Linked DNA regions of Homo sapiens: region 2 is linked to region 1. A link is a contact called in ENCODE Hi-C or POLR2A ChIA-PET data. All regions are on one chromosome and are shown on one strand. Each heading gives the region's core, a stretch centred on a gene start or an enhancer-like site at or near the end of the contact. The rest is flanking DNA. Distances are from core to core; before and after follow the strand shown. Region 1 overlaps TNS1 (tensin 1). Region 2 overlaps TNS1 (tensin 1).

The links. A loop is a pair of places that touch in the nucleus more often than their neighbours do. ChIA-PET counts read pairs that join two places held with the same protein, here RNA polymerase II (POLR2A). Pooled maps may share reads with other maps.
Region 2: a loop to region 1 is called in a map of aorta, with 2.1 times the contacts of the local background. The contact joins two enhancer-like sites. A Hi-C loop is called at or near these places in 8 of 168 maps with a recorded cell type or tissue (aorta, ascending aorta, endothelial cell of umbilical vein and 5 more), 1 of 37 single-sample maps with no recorded cell type and 3 of 50 pooled maps. POLR2A ChIA-PET finds 5 or more read pairs at or near these places in 1 of 52 experiments (activated CD4-positive, alpha-beta T cell).

The regions. Positions count from the first base shown.
Region 1 is chr2:217,862,091-217,868,410 of GRCh38, reverse strand. All of the region lies in intron 18 of TNS1 (tensin 1), which reads left to right. Among named protein-coding and RNA genes, the nearest start is that of SNORA115, 32 kb to the right of the region's middle. RefSeq lists an enhancer at 3,019-3,078. Within about 2 kb of position 4,295, at least 5 of the 41 ENCODE cell types and tissues checked have a DNase peak (open chromatin) inside an H3K27ac peak, as active enhancers do.
Region 2 is chr2:217,896,117-217,902,061 of GRCh38, reverse strand. TNS1 (tensin 1) reads left to right here. Exons shown (of 33, transcript NM_001387777.1): 7 at 1,550-1,599; 8 at 4,093-4,264. MIR6809 (microRNA 6809) reads left to right here and starts at 1,434; the gene lies at 1,434-1,549. Within about 2 kb of position 4,626, at least 8 of the 41 ENCODE cell types and tissues checked have a DNase peak (open chromatin) inside an H3K27ac peak, as active enhancers do.

The DNA of each region.
Region 1 (6,320 bases), core at 3,046-5,545:
CTGTGAATCTTTTCCCCATCATCATCTAAATGCCAGGCTCCATCCCCAGGTGTGACCCACTTCCTCTGCTCAGGGGTCCTGCCTCCTTGGCACTGGTCGTCAGTAACCACCAGGCTGCAGGCTATGGCCTCCTCCCTTTGAGAAAACACATCAGCATGCAAGAGGGTGGGAATGACATAAGGATAGGCCTAACCTTAAGTCCATGCAATTGAAGAAGATGAAGAGAAGGAAAAACCCCACATCATCTACATTCTTTAGTACATAAGCTGTCCTCAGTCACATTCGCTTCTTCATTCAATAGGTCTTTACTGAGTGCTTACTCTGTACCGGCCACTCACTGTTCTAGATGCTGGGGACAGAACAATGAATGAAACAAAGATCCCTGCCATGCGGCGGTTCCATTCTAGTGGAGGCAGACAATAACACATTTAAAAACAACCATAATAAATAACTGACAGAGCCTGTTAGAACTTGAGAAATACCCTGGCAAAAAATGGAGCAGAGTAAGGGTGATTGGGAATGGGGGCATTGAAGAGTTGACATTTTTAAAAAGGGGAGTTGGTCAGTCCCGGCCCTCTGAGGAGGAACACTTGAGCCAAGACTTGAAAGAGGCACAGAAGCTGGCCAGACAAATATCTGGAGAAGAGCATTCCAGGCAGAGGTAACAGCAGGTGCAAAGGCCCTGAGGCAGGGGCCCACCTGAGATGTTTGGGAAGCCGGGAAGAGGACAGTGTGACTGAATGGAGGTTGTGTTGGGAGATAAGGTAACAGGGAGTAGATCACCTGGGGTCTGGTAGCCATAGTAAGGATTTGGCTTTGGCCTCAGCCTCTTTATAGAATGATACATTGTAAAGATCTTTCTGTAATGGCAGGTAAAGAGTCTTCTCATTTTGTTCAGCTGCATACTATTCCACTGTATGTGTGCACTATGTTTTAATAACTAGGTTTTTAAAAACTGCCTTTAAATCATAGAAACATTTAAGCTGTTTCCAATCTTTTGCTGTTTCCAAAAAAATGCTGCAGTGAATGGCGTTGCACATATACCATTTTCATTTGGGTAAGTCTATCTATAGGACAAATTTCTGGAAGTGGAATTGCTGGGTAGAAGAATATATGAAGAGATAATTTTTATAGACAGGGCCAGATTGGCCTTCATAAGGACTGTATTAATTGATGCTCCCAGACAGTGATTTGGCTAGGGATGAGGAGGAGAATCTATCCGCCCACCTCCTTTAATATGCACCCCCCAATATGTGAGATACTGTTAGGTACCCATAATTTCTTGTACTCCTCATGACTCTCCTGTGACCTGAGTTCTCTTGTTCCTATTTCACAGATGAAGAAACAAGCACAGAGAGGTTAAGTAACTTACTGATGCTTACACAGCCAGGTAGGGGTAGAGCTTGGATTCTGACACCCACCATTTCTCAGCATAACATTTCTCACCATTTCTGACAAGGGTAGGAGTCCTGAGGAGCCCTGCCCTGCTGCCCCATGCAGTTGGGGTTTGAGAACCTAGGGAATAGGAACTGAGTTAAAGTGGGAAGCCTGCCTGTCCAGCTCTGCCCAATGCTGTGCCTGTGTCCTGGAGACCCTTGCAGGCCAGTGATGGGGGAGGGGAGAGGCCAGCCCAAGGGATCTGGAGCCACAGTGGCTGAACTGGCCAGCCCCAGCCTTCTCCCTGTCCCCTCCCTCTGCCAGCCCCAGTGGAGAGGCCTGAGAGGCTGCGGACTAGCTAATTCTGCTCTGGTTGAGGAGCTGCCTGCCGCTGTCTGCCGGGTCAGCTTGCTCCAGGGATTAAGTTTCAGCATTTCACTGATGAAAATAAATCAGCCTCTTGATTGCCCTGCATGGCCCTGGGAACCTCTGCAGCCTGGTGTGTGTTTACAGACTTCCTGTAAGTCCCCTTTTCTGTCCTAGCCTCAGGGACTCCATGGCTGCTGCAGAAATAGCCTCAGACAAGTTTGGAGCCTGAAGCCACCCGGGCAGGTCCAAGCAGGAGAGGAGATACAGGCCTGCCAAGTCCAGGGGCTCTGGGATCCAAACAGTGCCTGGTAGAGCATCTTCTCTGAGTTGTATCCTTGAGGATCCAGATCCAAACAGGACTTTAGGGATCACCTATACTTGCCCTCTGCCATTGCACAGTGGAGTAAACTGAGGCCTGTCCAAAATCACCCCTTAGAATTCTGGCTCTTTGGCTCCTAGTCTGCTGCTGCAGCCAGGCAGCATTTTCTTTAGGTCTGTTTGTTACACCGTGGCTGGTTAGAGATCTAGGGGCAGAGTTGGAGAGGTGAGTTTTAGCTGCTGCTGGAAGGATGGAGGTCTGACATTCAGGAGAACCCTCTTGCCTTTGGGGGATCTGAGTAACAGGAACAGGTGCCAGGACTAGATTTTCTAGATTTTCTGAAAGTTGAGGAGAAGAACCTTTCCACTCCACGCATCTGTCTAGGTAGGATGAGTGACCATGGCTTGTGGACATGGGAAAACAAGGCAACTTCTAGAGGGTTCTGACAAGGTCCTAGCTCATTCTTGTGCAAAGGGGACTCAGGAGTCTCACCCCAAAGTCCCTTTTCTCCTGCCCCTCTTTCTTTGCTCAAGCATTATTTACACTCACAAGACTATCCCTCAGGGACCTGGGGTGTCCTGCCTCAGACACTCCTGGCTCCAGAATACTGGACCTCAGTTGTTCAATCCCTGGGCCATTTATCTCCCTGTGCCCTGGGAAGCAGCAACAGAGCTGTTGATGGATGTGGGGAGCTTCAGACTGCCCAATCTTTACATCTTTACAGCCAGTCGATGCCCTGGCTGCTTATCTGGGACTTATGCCTTTGATTGCTTAAAAAAATTGTTAGCAGCAAAGTGTTCTTTGATGTGTGTTCTTCTCCTTCTCCAGGGGCAGTGAGATCAGATTTTGATATGAAAGCTCAAAGCTTCTCAGCTCTCTCCTTCTTCCCTGCCTTCCTCTCTCTGTCTGCACATTGCTTGAGAACCTTCGAGAAGCAGATGGGCGCTCCTCATGTGATGCAAAGGCAGAAAGGCCCAAGGGTGGTGCCCTGGCTTCTGTCTGCCATGCAGGCCTGTGCTTCATGGTTTGGTGGCCTCTGCATAAGTGAGTCACTTTCAGCCTAGCCCTAGATGGGCTTATTTGGGGAAGGAAGCAGATACCCACCCAGATCCTCCACCCACCTCTGCACCTACTCATGCATGTAACCACATGGACTCCTGTACTCATAGCCACCTCTCATGCATGGAGCCACAGGGACCCCTTGACTCATAGTCACCTCTCACACATGGAACCACATGGACCCCTCTGCTCACAACCACCTCTCATGCATGGAACCACATGGATCCCTCTAGTCATAGCCACCTCTCATGCATGGAAGCACATGGACCCCTGTAGTCATAGCCACCTCTCATGCATGGAACCACATGGGCTCCTCTGCACACACCCACCTCTCTGCATGGAACCACATGGATCTCTGCCCCACTGCGTACCCCAACTCTGCCCCACTGCGTACAGTATTGGGAGCTGTAATTATAAAACTGCCCAGCCAGTTTGATAACCCAACTTATATGTGGATGCTGAGAGAATGGGCCTGTTTGGGATCAGGAATAGTGATTGACCTCACTTGCAGAGATGGTTTCATTCGTGTGAATTATAAACCAGCCCTGAGGCAGTGTTCTACTTGTTTCCAGAAATGCTTTGAGCTCTGGTAGCATTGTGAGGATAAATGCATAAAATTCCCAGGGAACCAGTTTGATGGGGACAGTGCTCACTTGCCTGCTGGAGTTTGTTATAAACCAGCATTGTGACTTTATTGTCACTCTCCACTCCTTTTTTCTTGTTGGATCTTCTAAGATCTAAACCTTTGCCTCCTCCATCTCCTTTCTTGTTTCTCCTTCCTTTCTGGGAAGCAGAAAGAGCATGAATGTCAGAGTCAGACTGGCAATGTAATCCTGAGCAAGCTCCAACCCCTGAGCCTTAGTTTCTTTATCAGGAAGATGGCATAACAATATCCACTTTGAAAGGCAGTTGTGGAACCAAGCAAGGGAACTTCCATTAACGTGCAGGCACATACTCAATAACATGCCTGCCTCATTCCATTCTACCCTCTCCTTCGCCCTTGCTCCCAAAGCCCCATATACCCTCTCCCCATTCAGTGAGGACTGCCACTGACATGGTGTCCACGTCCTGGGAGCAGTAAGGGTGGGGAGAAGCAGAAGCGCGGTGAGTGGATATGTCCCGACCCTCATCCAACACAAACATCTGCCTGGGAGTTGACAATTCCCTTCCTGAGTAATCCTCTGGCACTAGGGCTCCTGTCCTGTTCTTAGGGAACATGCTCCTGGGCCTGGCCCTGCCCACTGCCTTCCTGGGATGGGAAGTGTGAAGACCCTGGAAGGCTGAGGCCCTGCCAGGGGTGCCTGAAGCTTGTCCTGCTCCGATGGCCCTGTCTTCCCTGTCCACTGGGCTGGGAGGCAGGGAGGAGGTCCTGGGGAGGTCTAAGGACATGTTTTCATCACATATGCAGCTGCTGTGCCCACCCCAGGCAGCGGGCCCTTCCTCCCTCTATCCCCAGACGTTTGAACCTTGACACCATGCCTATCTTGGGAGACCCCTTCCTTCTCCTGTCCTGACTGCTCCCTCCAGCCATGTCTTTCTCTTCCTTGATGGCTGTCCATAGAACCAGAAGTTTTAGAGTTCAAAGCTTATCTCCTCCCACTCATTTTACCACGTTGGAAACTGAGTCCCAGGAAAAGGAAATCACTTGCCCAAGTTTAAGCAGTGAAGTAGTGGCCCAGATGGGGTTGAAACCCAAGACTCTTGAGTCTTAGTTCGGAGATCGGTCTATTACACCCCAGGCTCCTTCATCCCTCAGTCTAGCTCAGGGCCTCTCACCTGTGGTACTATTGGCATTTGGGACCAATACAATTGCTTGGGACCACCACAACAATTGCTTGTTGTGGGGGTCTGTCCTGTGTATTGTAGGATGTTTAGCAGCATCTTTGGCCTGTACCCACTAGACACCAGTAGTATTTCCTCCAGGTGTGATAACCCCAAATATCTGCAGTATTGTCACACATTCCCTGGGGGGCCCTGGCTACCTGGGGGTGCTCCTCTTTCCTCTAACCTCTCATCTTTGTGATCTCACCTGTCCCACCTGCAGGGTGTGAAGTAGTCTTTCACTGGAGACACTCTGTTCTGTTTCCTCCTTCTGTTCTGGGACCCGGCTGCTTGGAAACCAAAGCACTCAGCCATTCTGTTCTTTACGAGGAAGAACAAAGAGCCAGGCCAGGAATGTTGCTTTATACCTACGAATGAAAAGAAAGAACTTGACAGGAAGGGACTAAGCCTTGGAGGGGGTGACCAGGGAGGCTGGGCCCCCTTCCTCCCTGGAGAGACCCCTCAGTGTGGGTGAGGGGCCCTGGCCACCTGGCTCCAGCTGTAGGTCTGCTGGCTGGAAGGATGGTCTGGAGGGAATGGGGGCATTTGCTTGACCTACAGTTGGGAAGTGTGTCTTCATTGTAGAATTGTCCACCAATATCCTACTTTCCTCGCACAGCTAGACCTGCAGACATTTGTGGTTCTTCTGTAATGAGAGTTCACAGTCTCTGAGCACCCATCTCATGGCATCTGACTGAGATCTGGCAGTGGGGAGGACTCCCTCTGAGAGCCAGGGGCCCTGGTGGCAATCTCACTCCAGCACTGACCATGTGTGACAGTGGGAAACTCTTCCCTTCGCTGACTTGGACAGATGAAATCGGGTGGGTGGGTTGGGCCCAATGAACTCACAACATCCTCTGGCTTGACCATGCGGGGATTCTAGGAAATTGCCTGGGCTGACTGCCCACAGTGCGGTGCCATGTGGCAAATCTGGGGTCTTGAAGAATCCTTGGCACCTGAGAAGTTTCCAGAAGGTATCCAGACCCACCCTCCTACCTCTAGAACTTGTGTTTTATGAAACTGCCCTGCTCAGGGCCACCTCAGGGGGTACAGGGGATACTGGGCTGCCTCTGAAGACAGAGTAATACCATCATCTTTCAAGCTTAGTTTAACCCACCCACTATTGGGAAAGACTTTTCTCCTGCTATTTCCTGTAGTTTGTTTTAAGAAAAAAAATTGTCTTTTTTTTTCCCCCAAATAGAAACATGGTAAGACGAAGTGTATTCTTTTTTGAACCAGATTTGCCATGCCCTGCCCTCTGCCCAAGCCCCCAGGAAGTCCTTTCCTATTTATGCATGCAGCTGAGGTTGTGCCCGTCCTTCTCTCCTTGTGGTCCTTGAGGCTGAATTCATCTCTGCAGGTGGAAGTGGCAATG
Region 2 (5,945 bases), core at 3,377-5,876, 33 kb before region 1:
AAACTGGAGTCCTCAGGGCCAGAAGAGCTGTGAGACTTAGAAACTTCCCCCCAGTAGCCCCACTTGGCTCTTCCCTCCTTCACTGCTGAGGAGCTGCTCATTGGTCCGAGGCAGCTGGGACTCTGGGCAGAGCCTTCTTCCGGACAGCTGGATGGAGGGTCCCCCTCTTAGCAGAGCTGCTCTAACTTGGGGCTCAGCTGGGAGCTGGACCTCGGAACCCACCTATCCTGCCTCGTAGGCACTGCGGAGCCAGGAGAGGGGTGCAGGGGCTCCTCTTCTTGGAGACCCCGTGGTCAAGCCCCAGGTTGGAGTGTGAATCCTGCCTGGCCGTCAACTTCCCAGGGACTTGAGGGTAAGTTATTCTGTGCCTCAGTTTCTTCCTTTCTTGGCAGATTGTGGTCCTGTCTCTTTAAAGAAGAGGCTGCAACTTGGCGGTAGGAAAAGACCATTTTCTGAGAGGCACATGGGTGTTTGGAAGGTGTCAATGGGCTCAGGAGGTCTGAGAATCTAGAAACTGGCCTTCCCAATTCTGCATCCTGTGAGGTGACTGGAAGGATGGGTAGAGGCGATGCAGGGTGTTGGTTTTCTATAGAGGTGAATGTTTGGTTGTAACTACCCTTTTCATTTTTCTTGATACAAAAGTAACAACAAAAACAACAGCTGTCATCTGGTAAATACCAGGCATGATGCGAAGTGCCTTATATGCATAACTCCTTTGGATCCTCACTGCCAGCCTGAAGGTTGTCCCATTTTACATGTGACATTACAAGAGGCTCAGAGGGGTTAAGTAACTGGCAGGGCTGCCCAGCAGGATCCTGGAATCCAAACTCTGTGGTCTGTGGGCCTCTGACCCTGTGCTTTCACACCCGCCATGCCATCCTGCTGCCCTGGGATGGATTGGGCCCATTTGCTTAAGTTTGTACCACTCGACAGCTGTGAAAAGGGGAGTGGGTGAGATGGTTACTGTCTGCCACAGACAGTGGGGAGTGGGCCCTCAGGAGCATGGCTCACTGTCTTAGGCCTCGTCTTGGTTCCTGCATGCTCCACCTGCCTGTTCTGGTCTCTAAACTCAATTGAATGACTTGATGTTACAGCTTTCAAGCAGAGAAGTGTGGGGTGATGGTGGCAAGACAGAGGGGCGCCATTACTCTCATCGCTCCTTTTGTGGTGGCAGTCGTATTCTCCTCCTGGGGTTTCTCTTGTGTTGGCGAGTGTATCAAAGTGAAGTGTGTTTCCATTGATTCAGTAACTGTTGAGTGTGCCCTCAGTGTGGATGGCACCAGCCCAGTGGGGTGCACTCCTCAGCATTCGGGATTCTTCCTTTTGTCCCTCTGGGGCTTGCACACAGGCAGGCACACTCACGTGGAATCAGTGTTGATGGCTTTGGCTTCGGGCAGGCTGTGTTTTTGCAGGGGTTAGGGTGGCAGGGCCAGAATGTTGGCAAGGAAAGAAGAGGATCATGTTTGCCCCCGTGGACAGCTCTCTGGTGTGCTCCTCCTGCCATCCTGCCCACCCCTGCATAATGCTGCTTCTCTTCTCTCCTTCCCAGGGCTCCACCAGGGTCACCCCGAGTGTCCAGCCCCACCTCCAGCCCATCAGGTATGCCTGGCCCGTGGGGGCAGGGGGCGGGAGTGCAAGCAGGGGGGTCACTGTGGGTGTCCCTGTTAAGTCTTGCCTCTGGGTCCCCCGGACTGCAGCCATAAAGCCACGGGTGGGGAGTGTGGGCAAACGTGAAAGGCACAGGAGAGGATGCGTGCGGATGCCGTTGGCAACAGTTGTGTTTTGAGCTCTTAGCCAGCCCTTGAGCTGAGTCTTTATTTACCTGCATGAGCTCATCTAGTCCTTGCAACAACCCCGCAAGGTACGTATTTTATTCCCTTTGGTAGAGCAGCATTTCAGAGAGATGAGGTGACTTGTAAAGGTCACACAGCCACCAAGAGGCAGCACTTGGATTTGCGTTTAGGGCTGATGAGCATTGAGGCCTGTGCTGGATCTCTTCCTCTCTGCAGACAGGATTCTGACTGGGCAGAGTCATTTATGAAAGGGAAGTTCCCTATCTGGCTGGGCTGGCAGGGGCCGGGGGAAGGGGATGCACAAGGGACTTTGTGTCCTGGCGATCCAGAGAGTTTGTTTTGCCCTCTCTGCCTCACCTTCACCCACTGAGGCTCCTGAGATGATTGGGGATGCCAGCCCTGCAGTAGAGTTGAAGCCCCTGGAAGTTTCTGGCCCAGCTGCCAGCTGTCCACAGACTGGAGGTGGCTCCTTAGAGGATCCCCTCCTTCCCTTAGACCTGGGCAGGTGGATGCAGAGTGTGATGCTGAGGCTGTCCGGCTGGTGGCACTGTTCTGCATTTGCGTCCTTCCTGGGATCCAGCCTGTAGACAGGGGCGGGTCAGTGCCCCAGATGGGCCACGTCTGACTCATGGCCCTCACCAGCACGGCCCCTCTTGCTCCCCTTCCTGTGCTGAGGGAGAGGCTGAAATCACAGGAGCTTGTCTTGCGAGTTTTTCTGACATTCTAGTTTCTTCCTTGGAGCCAGAACAGAGAGGGGTTTTGGAGGATGGGGAGGAGGGGATGCTGCAAGTTAGCTGAGGCTCCCCGCCCTCACACCCACTTGCTTGCAGGTATGTGTGCGTGTGGCTTCTTGTCCCAGACTGGTCACCACCTACAAGAACTGTCCTTGGGTAGGCAGTTGGCTTGAGATAGAAACTTCTCCCCCACAGCTGCAATGAGAAGCTTTCCATAGGGACAAGAAGTAGCTGGGACTCAGAGTCAAACTCAAACCGGGCTCCTTACCTCTGGGTGCTGGTCCCCAGTCCCACTCAGGCCCCTGTCATCCCAACAGAGAGGTCCTGCCATGCCTCATCCTTGGCTGCCCCATCTCCACACCCCACCTGGACTGGGATTGAACCCTGGTGGAGGTCTGGATTCCTCATGGCTTCTCAGCATCTGGGGGCTTGTTCTGTCTAGTGCCAGAGAGCCCTCATCACTTTTAAATACCCCAGTGGTATTCCTTTCGCTGCCCTCCACTCTCCACTTTATCCCGCTGTGGTGAAAGGTTAGCAGAATGAAATGTCAGTGCTGCCTGCATTTGATAGAGGGGGAAGCGAGACACTAGGAGGTCAATGATTGGGGAAAAAGCTGGAGGGATGGGGGAGGTGCTTCTAGAAGCAAGAGGTGGGCTTCCCAAGTGGGCATCCTGGACCCTTCCTCTGGAAGAAAAGTTGGGAGAGATGTAAAGATGCGAGCCCCTCCCTTCCTCACCCAGTGCCCAGTGGAGAGGATGGCCAGCCCAGGGGCCTCCCCACCTCTCCGGGAAACGCATGGTGCTGGCGGCTGCCCGCCACTGCAGCAACAAGGGCTCTGTGCCCTCTTGTTTTCTGGGCCCTTAGAAATCAGGGAGGCTGCTGCCAAGAAGCAGCTCTGGCAGGCAGTGGGAGCTGCCAGAGGTGGGGAGAAGGCCAAGGAACAAAGGGCAGGAGTTGGCCTGCCTCCGGGAGGGCTGGAATGTGTGCTGTGGTCTGGCTTACCTGGAACCCAGGTGAACGTGTCACCTGAGATGCCCCCTCCCCTGAGAGGTTTCCCGCCCACTCCACAGCTCGAGAGCTAGGGGCGGGCAGTGGGAAGTCTCCGTTCCAGGGCTGGAGAGCGCCCAGCGCAGGCTCTCCTTCCTCTTCCAGAGCAGTCTGGGGCCTTTCGGGAGACTTCTGCCTGGCCAGGCAGCCAGTGTTGGGAGCCAGAGCTCCTGGGTTCCTGGGCCAGTCTGGCCCTGGCTCTGAGCTCTGGAGTCACAGGTTGAAGGCAGTGGCCAAAGGACTGATGGGAACCAAGAATTGGTGTCATCACAGTTTGGTTCTGAAATGGCCTGAGGTCCTTGCCAGCCCTACCCAGCTTGTTCTCGCCGGCACTCCCAAGCCGGCCACATTGGCCTTGCCAGAGGAAGCCTGTGGCCTTGGCCTTGGGTTGAAGAGCAGCCAAGCACCCTGGGCTGCATATGGGGGTCACACAGGGTGTGTATGGGGTGCAGCTATCTGGGGCCTTCCCTGTGGGCTGGATTCTGATATGGACCCTCCGCTGCCTGCTGTCTCCCTAGAAACATGAGTGTGAGCCGGACCATGGAGGACAGCTGTGAGCTGGACCTGGTGTACGTCACAGAGAGGATCATCGCTGTCTCCTTCCCCAGCACAGCCAATGAGGAGAACTTCCGGAGCAACCTCCGTGAGGTGGCGCAGATGCTCAAGTCCAAACATGGAGGCAACTACCTGGTGAGGATGGATCCTCGTGCCCACTGTCCTGTGCCCTCTATGCTTCCATCTGCTCACCACCTCTACATGACTGGTATCCCTGCCACCAGCCCCTGTGCCAGCATGCCCTCTTCTCTTTGTTTATCTGCCTTTCCCCTCAGGCAGCTCTCGTGCCTGAGTCTTCAATCACTCTCCAGCCCAGCTCTCCTCTAAGGAGTGTGCTGCAGCTGGAATGTAGCATCTGGAACTCTGTGTGTGCATGTGTGTGCTGGCCAGGAGAAGAGAGTACCAATAAGAGTTCAGGTTATTGAGCGCTTGCTACTAGCCAGGCCCTGTTCCAACTGCTTTCCACGCACTTAACCTTTGCAGCAGCCCTAGCAAGCAGGCACTTGCCAGAGCACAGAGAGGTGGGGTTATTTGCCTAAGGTTGCAGGGTCAGGAAGTGGCAGAGCTGGCACAGGGTCGGTGCCTCTGAGAAGTCTGAGGGCAGAGTCTTGGCAACATGTGTCTTAAGGGACCCTGGGTTGCTGGCACCTGGCTCGGCCTGGCCCAGAGGAGTCACCTTGGCACACGGGAGAGAGGTGCTGGCGGTGGTCTCCACTAACGCAGAAAGGCTGATCCGTCCTTGGCCCCAGAGGAGGGCTCAGGTCCATTTTAGAGGGAGGTGCCTGTGGACTGGACCCACAGATCTGATCTGTACAACCTCAGGTGGCTGTCCCCAGGGTGTTTGAGGTGGGATGTAGGAGGCTGCATTAGTTTCCCAGGGCCACTGTAGCAAATGAGGTGGCCCTTTCTATCCATGGGTTTCACCTCTTTGGACTCAATCCATCATGAGTTGAAAATATTCAGAAAAAACCCAACAGTAAATAACAATAAAAAACAATACAAATAAAAACAATACAGCAGAACAACTATTTGCAGAGCGTTTATATTGTATTAGGTATTACAAGTAACCTAGAGATGATTTAAAGTCTACGGAAGTATATGCATAAGTTATATGCAAATAGTACATTTTTTATATGCAAGTTATATGTAAATAGTACATATTTTATGTAAGAGACCTGAGCACCCATGGATTTTGGTATCCACTATCCATGGCGGGGTGGAGGGGTCCTAGATCCAAATCCTCCATAGACACCAAGTGATGACTCTACCTCAAATCTGGTGGCTCAAAATAACAGAAATTTATTCTCTCACAGTTCTGAAGGCTGGAAATCTGAAATCAAGGTGTTGACGGGGCCATGCTCCCTCTGAATCCTATGGCAGAGAATCCCTTCTTGCCTTTTCCTAGCTTGCGGTGGGATTCCTTGGTTTGTAGCGCATCACTCCAATCTCTACCTCCATCTCCACGTGGCCTTCTTCAGTGTCTCTCTGTGTGTCTTCTCTTCCTACAAGGACATCAATTATTGGACTTAGGGTCCACCCTAGATCCAGGTTGATGTCATATTGAGATCCTTAACTACTTACACTGGCAAAGGCACTATTTCCAAATAAGGTTGTATTCTGAAGTTCTGGGTGGACATGACGTTTTGAGGATACTATTCAACCACTATAGAGACCCACCTGTTAGCTGCATTGGGGCATTGTTAAGAGCTTGGCTTTAAACCTCAGAAAGTCCTGGGTTCAAATTCTGGCTCTGCCTTTACTAACTACATGATCTTAGCTGTTTAGCCTCACTAAGCCCTAGCTTCTGTGTCCGTAA